Linked DNA regions of Mus musculus: region 1 is linked to region 2. Evidence: chromatin contacts called from ENCODE Hi-C data. All regions are on one chromosome and are shown on one strand. Each heading gives the region's core, a stretch centred on a gene start or an enhancer-like site at or near the end of the contact. The rest is flanking DNA. Distances are from core to core; before and after follow the strand shown. Region 1 has its middle 6.6 kb from the start of Mir142. Region 2 holds the start of Ska2 (spindle and kinetochore associated complex subunit 2).

Evidence for each region. A loop is a pair of places that touch in the nucleus more often than their neighbours do.
Region 1: a map of T-helper 1 cell shows a loop between it and region 2 (10-fold over the local background). The contact joins the enhancer-like site here to the promoter of Ska2 in region 2. A Hi-C loop is called at or near these places in 1 of 37 maps with a recorded cell type or tissue (T-helper 1 cell).

What each region holds. Positions count from the first base shown.
Region 1 is chr11:87,747,148-87,753,336 of GRCm38, reverse strand. No RefSeq gene overlaps it. Among named protein-coding and RNA genes, the nearest start is that of Mir142, 6.6 kb to the left of the region's middle. Within about 2 kb of position 3,761, at least 1 of the 3 ENCODE cell types and tissues checked has a DNase peak (open chromatin) inside an H3K27ac peak, as active enhancers do.
Region 2 is chr11:87,105,071-87,111,126 of GRCm38, reverse strand. Ska2 (spindle and kinetochore associated complex subunit 2) reads right to left here and starts at 1,866. Exons shown (of 4, transcript NM_025377.3): 1 at 1,823-1,866. The coding sequence starts at 1,855. It overlaps Prr11 (proline rich 11), which reads left to right and starts at 2,413. Exons shown (of 10, transcript NM_175563.5): 1 at 2,413-2,486; 2 at 4,986-5,118. The coding sequence starts at 4,991.

The DNA.
Region 1 (6,189 bases), core at 2,512-5,011, 640 kb before region 2:
CTGCCCGAGCTCCCCAGGAAGAGACAAAGGAAACCATCGGTGGTGGTCTGGATGTGGAAGGGGAGGTCTTAATGGCTTTCTTGGTTGAGGAGAGAGAGATTCAAGCGGACAATTTGAAGTCCACCCTTGGGAATGCATCCAGACACAGTGAGGCACACACGAGGCAGCTGCCACCGTTTAAATTCTGTGGAAAAATATCCTCCAAGGTCCTTTCTGGTTTTCACTTAAATGACAGGGTTTCTCCGTGTAGTCCTGGTTATCCTGGAATTCACTATGTAGAAGAGGCTGGTCTCAAACTCACAAAGATCCTCCTGCCTCTGCCTCTCCTATGCTAAGATCAAAGGTATACACCACTATACTTGGCTGGTTTGTTTTGTTTTGTTTTTGTTTTTGTTTTTTTTCGAGACAGGGTTTCTCTGTTTATTCCTGGCTGTCCTGAAACTCACTTTGTAGACCAGGCTGGCCTTGAACTCAGAAATCGGCCTGCCTCTGCCTCCCAAGTGCTGGGATTAAAGGCGTGCGCCACCATGCCTAGCTGCTTGGTTGTTTTTTGTTTTTTGTTTTTGTGGGGTGTTTTTTTTTAAATAATTTATTTTTATTGTAAATAATTTTATTTACATTGGTGTTTTGCCTGCATGTTTGTCTATATGAAGGTATAGGATTCCCCTGGAATTAGAGTGATAGACAGGTGTGAGCTGCCATGCTGGTGCTGAGAACTGAACCCAGATGCCCCTGGAAGAGCAGCCAATGAATGCTCTTAACTGCTGAGCCATCTCTTCGGACTCATCCCACCCCCTTTTTAAAGACTGGATCCTATGTAGCTCAAACTGACCTTGGACTTGCTAGATAATCAAGGCTGACCTTGAACTTTGATCCTCCTGCCCCTCCCTTAAGTGCTGGGACCACAGGCTTAGTGCATACTAGGCCAGTACTCTACCAACACAGCTGTATCTCCAGCCCCTGGTTCTGGGAGATTCTTATTTCCTGGGATCTCCCCTAAGTGAAATTAGGGCTGAGAAAGCTCCAGAAACCCAGTCTTTTCCTCCCGTGCCTTCCTAACTAACTCTAAGGACAGCCACCGTGGATGCTGAGATGAGGGCTGCGGGCCTGAAGAAAACACACAGGCCTGCTATGGAGGACTCTCAGTTTCTGGGAGGGGTAGAGTTGAGGAGGGACTCAGGGTCACTGCAGGGGGATGTAGGGGAATTTTGGGTAGGTACCTCCCAACATTTTGGGTAGTAAGTCCTCCCTTGGTGCTGACCCAGGGAGAGGGGCAGGGCGGATATCAGCAGAGACCTTCTGGAAGAAGTACACTCAAGTGGGAGAGGACATGGAAGGGGTAACTGGGCAAAGAGAAGAGGCAGAGAAGAGGTCTCTCGAAAGCCTATGTTAAGGCCTTTGCCTTAGAAGGATTGAAGGCCCAGAGTGAAAGCATTGAGATAAAAACCAAGACTTCACCCCAGCTGCACGGGCCTGGGGCCTCACTCAGTGGGCAGACAGACAAGCAGGCAGAGATGGCAGGTCAGATAACCTGCTTCTGATGAGAAAAAAGCCACAGGAGCTAACCACTCACAAACAGGAAGTGGAGAAGGCTGAGAGGCCCACCCTCAAGGGAGCCAGCGTTGAAGCAAGAGTTCCCACAAAGGAGAGAAACTGATCTCCCAGCACCACAAAACTTGGTAAAGCCAATCACAAAAGCAAAGCGAGGGTCAGTGGCTAGAAGTGCCCCAACTGAGTCCCCAGCAGAGGTCAGCTCAGCACCTAGGAGGGTCCTGGGTCACCTCAGTGCCTTGAGAGCAAGAGGGTTGCTCCCTATCAGGCCAGGAGAATGGACAGGCAGTCTCCCTTGGCCTCTGCCTCCTCTGTCCAGACATCTTTCAGATTCAACCTCATGCTCATGTCTTGTCAGACAAGGAGCCGCTCCAACACATGGGACACATGGCTGGGTCTGGGAAGCTGTTTTGTAGGGCTCTGGCTCAGCCGCTCCGGGATCGCAGGACCGGGGATTCAAGCAGCACACCGGCCCTTAGGAAGCCAAGTTGCAAGCACAGAGAGAAACAGAAGGCAGGCTGAGGTGAGGGCCAAGGGCAAGGTTCTTTCCACAGCGTCTGGGAAGAAGCAGAAGGTCTGGGGAAGAAGTGGGGGGGTGCTTGTGAAAGGGAGAGAGGCACCCTCGCCACAGCTGTGGGAGTGGTTACAAAACCAGAAGCAGCATTCTCCTCTGGGATCTCCTAGGGATGCTGGCAGAGAAAAAGGAAAGTTCTGTCTACACATGGGTGCAAGGCCTAATGTGCATAGCTATTCTGGCTCCAGATTAAACAGTATTTTCCCCTCTCTCTCTCTCTCTCTCTCTCTCTCTCTCTCTCTCTCTCTCTCTCTCTGTCTCCCCACCCCCCCTTGGTGTGTGTGTGTGTATGTGTGTGTGTGAGAGAGAGAGAGAGAGAGAGAGAGAGAGAGAGAGAGAGAGAGAGAGAGAGAGAGCCTGCCATGTGTAGGATCCATCCTGGGCTCCACACATTCACCTCTCCATGCCATAAGAGAAGCCAGGACACACAGTGAATGTGAAGAGTATGTGTATGCTTGGGCTTCGACTCCTCTGATCACACTGACACAGGAAAGCAAACAAGGAGAGGGGGTTGGGAGAGTAGTGCTTGCTACCATCTGTCAATCAACCTAAATCCTACCCTTGATAAGATGACAGCCAAGAGCACAAAATGGAGGGACAAGATTCTTGGAGCTTTTATAGTGTAGCCTCGGGCCTGTTACTGAATCCTGCCTTCTTGACTATAGAATAGAGTCGACTGAAGGACCTGTTTTCACTCTGGAGTATTCCCAAGGACAAAGGTCCAAGACCCTTAGTAGTAGGAGGAAGCAACAGTATCATGCTCTAAACCCACCAAACCACAGGGCAGCTGTACGTCTTCACCCATGGATGTACAGTAGACATCCTAAAGTCCAGAGAGGGCTCAGGGCAGAAGGGCTCTCTAACTCTTCTGTCAACCTCCTGCCTGCCACAGGATTCCTCACGCCCAAGACACAGCTGGAAATACAAGATAAGGTGAGGGAAGAGGAGACCATCACGTGTAGGAGCTAGCCTGGCTTCCATGTCGCACTCTCCGTGCCGTAGGAGGGTCCACTGCATCTCATTTGATCGAGCTGACCCAGTAAGACAAATGTCAGTATCCCCATTTCGAATTGAGGAACTGGAATCTCGGCCAGGTTAAGTTTCTTCTTCCTAAATGTCAGACCGACAGTCTGCACCCCGTTTTTCTGTCCTCCCAAAAGAGTCAATTCTAATTGCCCCCAAAGACGCAGTTCTCCCATGAGGACCTGTCTGTCCTCTCAAATCCCCATCTAAGGAAGGAGCTGGAAAAAGCTGGAAAAGCTATGGGAGGGACTCAGGGTCCACTTCCCTGCCCCAGGCTTGTAAGTAGGGACAGTGGATGTGACTAAATGGGTCACCGAGTGGTCTGCAAAACCTGCCCAAGGTCACCATCCACCTAGCCCTCTTCGGTGGTCAGATGGGGGAGGGTTAGCCACCAACCCTAAAGGGTGCCTGGGGACGTTCGTTCACAGCATTGAGCCGTTAAAAGTGACTCAACCAGAAAGTGCGTTTGAAGTGACGCCCACTGGGCCCCACAGCCAAACCTCAAAAAGACGAAGTGAGAGAGACACAGGCCTGTGGGGGCTGGGCTGGAGGTGGAGGCCCAGCCTGGAGCTGGCCTAGCCAAATAAGGGCAAATGTGCTCCACGTAGACCAATGGAGCATGAGTGTCAGCGTCATGGGGCTGTGGTTCCAAGAGGGGGAGGTGAGAGGCTGGAGACAAATGGAGGTGGGAGATGGGGGGCAGGGGATCCGAGCTCACCTCCCCTAAGGGTCTGAGGGTTAGTGAACATAGCTGTGTTTTGGGGGGCCTGACTCCCAAAGGGACCTTGATGCTGAGGTCTGCAGATTCACAACTACGCACTCCCCCTGGCCCCAACTGCGTGTTGGAGTTCCTGGAGGCAAAAGGAACCCAAGGAGGACTGCCCTCCCCTACCCCTGAGCCTGTAAGCACGCTGTGATGGGCAAGGGGAAAGGTTAATTCCGTGTGCTGCTCAAATGTTCTCGTCTGTGAGAAGGGAACTGAGGACCCGATGTAGTTTTGAACCTGGAAATTACCACATGAAAGTCTACTTGCTCTGAAGGAACCACAGGCCACTGGCAATTTCCCACCATGTTATTGCCCCCAGTCGTCAGGAAAGATCCTTTTGCCAGGGCATCGGTTCAATTCCAGTCCTGGTACTTCTAAGAGGAGAGAGTGGGCGATTCTTCTCTCCTTCGGTAGAAGAGACTGATAATTGGCTAATTTACGAACATGCCTGCCTTCACTACCTCATGTAGCCCAGCAGAAACCTGGATCCCAGGTCATGCCCCACCTCTCTGTCTGAGACCCGCCCTCCATCTTGCTGCTTCTCTAGGGGGCGGAGCTGAGGAAGTGAGTCTCTTCAGCTGCCCAGAGAAAGTGCGGCAAGCTGCCTTTATGAGATGGGGAAGCTGCCAGGTTGTCTCTGGACTTTCCCGTCACTCCGTGGTCTCAGGTCATCCAGTCCCCATCAGGTCCAGAGTTCCAGAGAAGACTAGGTTGTTACTGGCACCCTCTCCCTTCTAGGGCTTGTTCCCCTCCCAAGTACGGAGTTGTGTTTTCCCTTCGAACTTTTGCTATTCAACCCCCGAGGGAGGGAACAATCGACAGTTACCACACTGTCCCATCACCAGCGCCACCAGTGCTACCACCCTTTTCTGGTTAATGGCCCTACAGGTATTTTTTTTTCCAAAGGGGAAAAAAAATTGAGGGTGGCAGATGCTGGGTATGGGGAGAAGGAAGGAGAAGCACTTTTTGGAAAGCAATTAGGGGCCCTGCCTTGGTGCGTGAAGCTCTTCCCTCTGTTTGCAGGCAGGAGGTCCACAGACAGAAGCAACACACAGAGCTCTGTATGTGTGAGAGCCTGTCCTCTCCCCAAAGGGCGTGTTGAGATGGAGCGCCAGAACTCAACGGGATGATAGTTTTCATCCTAGTTCTCATGTTGATGTCAACAGCACAGGGCAGTATGGTGTTTCCTTGGTTCCTGTTCCTGGGACATTCACAGAGGATGGCAGCACCTTGAGGCAAAAACCTCTGAGGACACATCTCACAGCCATGGTTTCTCCTGGAATCAGGCTGATGTGGTCTGGTCCTGTCCCTCATAAGGTGGAGGCCTTAATAATCCTCCACTAGCTCCAATATTCTCTCTGCCTTCAGCGCTACAGCCCCAGCAGTCCGGAGCTTACCCTCCCACAGATGGAGGTCTCTGCACTCAACCAAAGACCTAGGCAAGCAGCCATGTGCTTTTCTTGATCTAAGCCTTACTCACTCACCCGCCACACTACAGCATGTACCAAATGTGGCCGTCTGTTCCTCCAGCTCAAGAAAAACTAGAAGGGAGACAGCCATGAATGAATGACAGACGCGACAGCTGACAGGCTGTGAATCCAAGGGGTAAAAAAATAATTAGTCCTGAAATCATTTTACCACAAATATGGAGGCTTATAACAATGACTTTGAGTTAAGTAGAGGTTTAAGTCGTATCCTGATTCTTGTGTGCAGATGGCAAAGTACATAATACATTGAAAAATAAGACTAGGTATAGATCTCACTGGTAGAATATTGCCTGCTCTGCACAAGATCCCTGATTCAAACCTCAGCAACACACACACACACACACACACACACACACACACACGGGGGGGGGGCGGGGTGGAAGAAGAAGGGAGAGAGGGAGGAGAGGTGGAGAGAGGAAGGGAGAGAGAAGAGAGAATGAGAGGGAGGAGAAAGGCAAATTGAGATGTGTAGCACTGCAATGCCAACTACTTGTTAGGATTAAGAGTTCAAAGCACGCCAGGCAGTGGTGGCGCACGCCTTTGATCCCAGCACTTGGGAGGCAGAAGCAGGAGGATCTCTGTAAGTTCAAGGCCAGCCTGGGCTACAGAGTAAGTTCTAGACCAGTTTGAATAATTTGATGAACTGTCTCAAAGTTTACGAACTCGGGGGAGTGTAGCTCAGTGGTAGAGTGCTTGGTTGAGAGAAAGAAGGGAAATAATACATCTTCCTGGCACTTTGGTATCCTGCGTTCTCTCTCCCACTGGGGCCTAACACAGGCACATCTGTC
Region 2 (6,056 bases), core at 617-3,116:
AGTTCAGTAACTTGAAAATTGTAAATGCTACTACCATCAATGTACTTCAGGTTATGTTACAAAGGGAAAAGCTGTTTTCCTTTGATCCTCTGAAAAAAGAAATGTTAAAGCTAGACCATAATTTATACAGTATCTAAAATATGTTAAAGTTCAACAACCTCATAACTTCCTAAAACTTACCTTTAACAGGATGTTTAACTTGTATTTTCTTTAAGATAATTTGCTCAATATTTTTTAAAAGTTTGAGAATTGATTGCAATGGAAGGGTTAGATAAAGCTCAGAACTTGATCCACCAATTACAAAAAGCAACCCGTTAAAAACACAGAATTAGCCTCTAACAAGTAAAAATATCTCCACCTATTCCAGTGCAAGGAATTCATACTATGGGAGAGGAACAAGAGAATTTACATGCAGGTTGTTTGATAGACTCTAACCACAATATTTAACATTTTGTGCGTATTTTAAGATGGTAATCACACACCCACACACGAAAAATTCTTAAGTCAAATATTCATTTTTTCAAGATTTGGAAAGCAGCAGAAAATTCTTCTCCTCTTCTCTCCCCCCACCCCCGCCCCCATCCCCACACTCCCTCCACAAAGAAAGTTTTAAAATACAATGTTAAACAAGACTGGAAATCTTTCTAATAAAATGTGTTTGAAACACCTGAATTAATTAACCCAAGAGAAAAGAAACTGAGGCCTCACACCTTCTGGTGTGGGAATGGGGAAGTCGGGGTGGTACTCGCTATCTTCCAGGATCACCCCAAAGTCTATTCCAAAGCAGAAGTTACAAACTCAAGATTTTCCTTGGAGAGAGTGGCTCAGACACAACGGATACCTACGCAGAGGGAAAAAGGGCAGACTGCAGATGGAGTGTTTTACTTTTTAATATTAATCTTGGTATTTTTTTAAAAGGGGGCTGGTGGTCCGATGATCAATCTGGAAGAAAAGTGATCATGCAAAAAGAAGTCTGAAGACAGAACAAGAAAACTAAGAAAAAAGGCGCGGCGATCTAGCGGGCAGTGGAAGGATGGGAGGGCGGGAATAAAGAGAACACTGATGGAGAATGACAAGGCCACTCGGCTGGACGCTCAGTGCACTCCAGCCTTGCCCGCAGCCGCTGAGGGCCTTCGTCCAGGGTTCTCCTTGCACAGAGGAAAGGAATTGAGCATCTAGGAAGCAGAAAGCCGGGCCTGGGGCAACGCCGCTCGCGCCCCGGGAAGGAGCTCCAGGCTCGGTCCCCGCGGCGGCTCCTCTCCCAAGCCGCAAAGAGCCCAGTCTGCGGAACCGCGGGCAAGTTTCTCGTGCAAGTCTAGCATCTTCTTTCAGACTGTCCCAGCTCGCCTGCGAGTAGGTGCATGGTGGACTTGAATTTCTCCGCGCCCCTAGACTTCTGCCCCACCTCATCCTCCATCCCCCTTTTCGGGAGACGTAAACGACCTCTCTCCTCCTCCGAGCTATTAAAGACCGTTCCAGTCACGCTTGGGCAAGGAAGGTAGAAATTCGTGAGGCGGTATCTGTGCCGGGCGCGGCTCCTGGAGCCGATGAAGGAGAAAACCAGGACCAGGGAATTACAAAGGCCCCACACCCTCAACATCTCCCGCCATTTCCCTCACGAGTTCCCCGGATGTAACCCCTTCCCCCGCGGCGGTTAAGAGACCAAGGCGGCGGTAGCTCCCGTAGGTGCAGAAAGAAGGAACTCAATTCAGGTTCCAGCTTCCACAACCCAGTTTCAGGAGACTCTAAAATGCGCTTCACCTTCTAGGCCATCGGTGGAGCACATTAATTACCCAGTAGGTTTCCTTCACTCTCCACTCACCATCAGTTCCAGCTTATCGACCTCCGCCTCCATATTGAATAGTTGACATTCCTCAGACCGCTGAGGCGCTTAAGCTGTAAGCCGTGCTAGCACTGAGGCCCTCCATTGGACAGCTGTCACTCAACGTCTTGCGCTCATTGGCTAGTACGTTCCATCGGCGCCCGCCCATTGGCGCCTGGGTAACGCCCCTCGTTATAAAACGCACTTTCCTGTTGGACAAAGACACAAAACGCCGCAGGGGGATTGGCTGCTGAATATATGAATTTTTCCATTGGCTGCCTTATGGTCCCTACTTTCAAGTTCATACTTGGAAAAGAGTTTGCGATTGGTGTACTCGGAAGCAGCAGCAGCCAATGACATAAAAGCTTCCACTGCGGGCCTAGGCGACGTGACACACCTCCTTTTCTCTCCGGCTTCCCCGCCCCTTCTCGCCCGCCTTTCCTTATTCATACAAGAAGCGCCTCAGTTCCGATTGGCCAGGATGTGATGCTCTTTTGGCCAATCGTAGTCCAAGCTGTGCTTTGATCCTTTCAAGACAACGAACCCTGTAGAGACCACGTCTACGATTGGTCGCTCGTCGGCAAAGATTTAATTTTGAAATTTTCTTTATGGTGTGGAAGAGGCTTAGGCCCGAACTTCGTCTAATCCCCAGGCTCTTAGACTAGTAAGTGCAACGACGTTTTTTCTCTTTGTTACCTGGTCCCGTCTTCCGTTACTCGAACTGTTGATGACTGGGTTCTTATGGAGGTGGGGTCTTGAGCTGGACAGGGAAGGGAGATGGAGCAGAAAAGGAAAGGTTTCGGGCAGGAGAAGAGCTCCGCTGGCAACATCTGAGACACATTTTTTATTTAACACTGCAATATATAGTTTGAAGTGATTGCCTTTTTGCTCAGTCTTTGTCGTAACTTTTTGCTTCTCAAAGGGGGCCCACCGACTGGCGGTAATTGGCTTCTCTGGGCGCTAGCGAAAAATGCAAATTATAGGAATCTACCCAAATTTCCTATCACAATGTTTATTTAACCAGATGCTCTCCCCAGCCATTCTTCAGCGCATTTACGTTTATGGAGAAGTATTTTATGTCAGGTAATTTTACAGTGTTCCATGATGCAAAATGACTTCTGACATCTACTTTAAAAGTATACCCCTTTTACTGTGTGTCTAGTAGTGTGCTGGGTAAGACTAAGGACCTGTGGTCACTCTGAGAAAGACACAGGGAAGAACCGGGTGGGGTTGGGGATAGCAATGCTTCACGACTTAAAACAAAATTGACTATAGGACAATGGCAGAGATCATGCTTCAGCATTCAAGGCAAACCAACTAAACTGATGATGGAAATTAAATTGACTAGAGGGGGATGTAAAACATGTGTTTTAGAATAGTGATGATGAAGTAAATCTGTCACTTATGCTGCTGCTACAGTTTTAGAAGTGCCCCTGGCCAAAGACCTTTCCATATAACTGATGGAGTTCTTAAAGAACCAGCAGTGTCAACTCATGAAGAAGACTAATTATATTGTTCTGAGACAGGAGCTTGTGTATCAACAACTAACCCAGACTTTTTTAAATTTTATTTTTTCAGATAAGGATGTATATTTAAATATAAAACAGAAATATTTTAAGTACTATTAAGTGTTTCAAAATACCTGTCTTTTTTGTTTGTTTGGTTGGTTGGTTGGCTGGTTGGTTTTGGTTTTTCGAGACAGGGTTTCTCTGTATAGCCCCAATTGTCCTGGAACTCCCTCTGTAGACCAGGCTGCCCATGAACTCAGAAATCCGCCTCCCTCTGCCTCCCAAGTGCTGGGATTAAAGGCGTGTACCATCACTGCCTGGCTTCAAAGTACCTGTCTTAAAACAAACCTTTCATTTTGGGTAATTGTATAAAGCCTGTTAAAGTTACTATAGCCCCATAGTCTATTAGAAAAAGTCATGGTCTCTGGAGACTTATAGGTCTTCATTATACTTCATTGTATTATATTAGGCAGATAGCTAGTCTAAGCCTCAGCTTAATTTTGTATAACACTAGGACTAAAATCTTCCTTGTCAGGGATTGAAACCTTTGAGGACATTGAACATTAGCTGAGGAAAAGTAGGTTGTACCCCACTTGAGGGGGCATTTAACAAATGGTCCCTCCCACTATGACATCTGCCTATCATAGTAGGTGCTCATTATATGTTGCTGAATCACAAACCTATCTTTTAATATAATATAATCCACTACAGCCATTTTCTCTATTGTAAGAAAAGCAAAGGGCTAAGTACTGTAGTCACTCAGTAATAGACCACTTGCCTGGGTTTGGTCTCCAGCCGGGAAGAGGGACTTGCAGGGAATAAAGAGAAATTAATTTGACTTCATGAATAAAACCACAAAAGCAAGGTGAGGGGCTAATGTAAAGCCAAAGGGAAAGATTCTGCAGAGACATTGTAATCTGAGTTTACAACTTCTTCCATTTGAAGTGGTTTCTAGAATCCTGGTTACTTTCTCTCTGGCTTTTGGTTTTATCTTGTTTTATGAGACAGGGTCTCGTGTACCTAGGCTGGGCTTGAATAAGTCTATCCATAAGTCTTGATCTACCTGTCTCCACCTTCCGAGTAGTGAGTACGGGTGTACCTCGGATTTTAGATGTCTTAGATACAGGATCACTTATGTATCTTAAGATGTTCTTCAATCCACAGCAGTCCTTCTGCTTCAAATCCCAGTCCCCAATGCTGGGACTGCAGGTCTCTACTACCATGCCCAGAACTACAATTTAAATCTTAATCAAGGTTGGAGAAAAAGGAAAATCCTTGAAATAAGCATAAAACAACCAAGATATATAACATATTCAGGGATGTATAAAATTTCTATATCATAAATCATTGAACTATATACTGAAATTTTAAACATTTTCTATATTATACATTATTATCTAAGAGAACATTCATTTCAGGAACTAAGGAAATGGCTCTGTAGTTAGGAGCACTGGCTGCGCTTCTAGTGGACTTGAGTTCAATTCCCAGCACCCACATGGCAGCTCGCAATCATCTGTAGCTCCAGTTTCAGTGGATACGAAGCCCTCTTCTGGCCTGCTCAGGCCTGCAAATGGTGTGAAGACAGACACACAAGCAGGCAAGGCACCCATCTACATAAAATACAGTTTTTTTCAACTTCAAATTTTTCTCTACAGAAATCATGCCCAAGTACAAACAGCGAAGAAGAAAGCTAAAAGCCAAAGCCAAACGAATGTCTAAGAAGAAAGAAGCCGCTGTGGTCTCTCCTAAGTTATTGACACCTTCCCCTCCCCTCCCCGAACCGGAAAGGTAAAGTGTGATGGGGAAGACAGGAATGAGTCGATCTCACCCCTGTCAGCCAGGGATAATATACAACATGCAGTCCAATTTGAATTTTGTCCTCCACATAAATCTTTTTTTTGGCTGGGGGTGCGGGGGGGGGGGGGGCTCACTCTGTAGACCAGGATGGCCTCGAACTCAGAAATTCGCCTGCCTCTGCCTCCCGGGTGCTGGGATTAAAGGCGTGTGCCACCATGCCCGGCTAGGTTGACATTCTGTAGGTTAACAGGATGATCAAGAATTCAAGGTTATCCTCAATTTAGACAGCTAATTCAAAGCCTACATGAACTATGTGAAGCTGAATCAAAAATAAGTAAGTTAGATTTTTAACCAGACATCCTGAATTTCACATAGCACAAGAGTTCAAACGAGGACTGTAGAGATGGCTCAGTGGTTCACAGACTGCTCTTGCCTAAAATACTTTGAATTCCCAGCACCCATATGGGGCAGCTTATAATTGCCTATAACAACACTCTAGAGGATCTGATACCTTCTCCTGGGCTCCTCAAGTGTCTGCAGACATACACACACACACACACACACACACAAACTTTTCTTTAAAAATGCGTTCCAATGAAGTAAAAATCAGAAAGAGTTCTATTCAAACCCAAAGTACCTATTTCCCCTTTTGAGTTGAATTTTGCTGACTAATTATAGCAACTATCTGATGAGAGAGGGGCACAGAGCTTGATAAAGCCTTCGTTCTGGTCAGGTTGACCATCTATTCTGAAACTCGGAAGTTGAATGTATCATAGGAAGGAAGGCTGAGCCCCAGAAATTGTAGGGTGCTGGTGTTCCTACTAACATGCTTTGTGCACCCAGTGTTGTCCCTCCCTCTCCACTCTCTTTAGTTCTTGAGGATAGCTTCTTATTTGTTGATTCCCTTTGACTCTTTCTATCTTCTATCT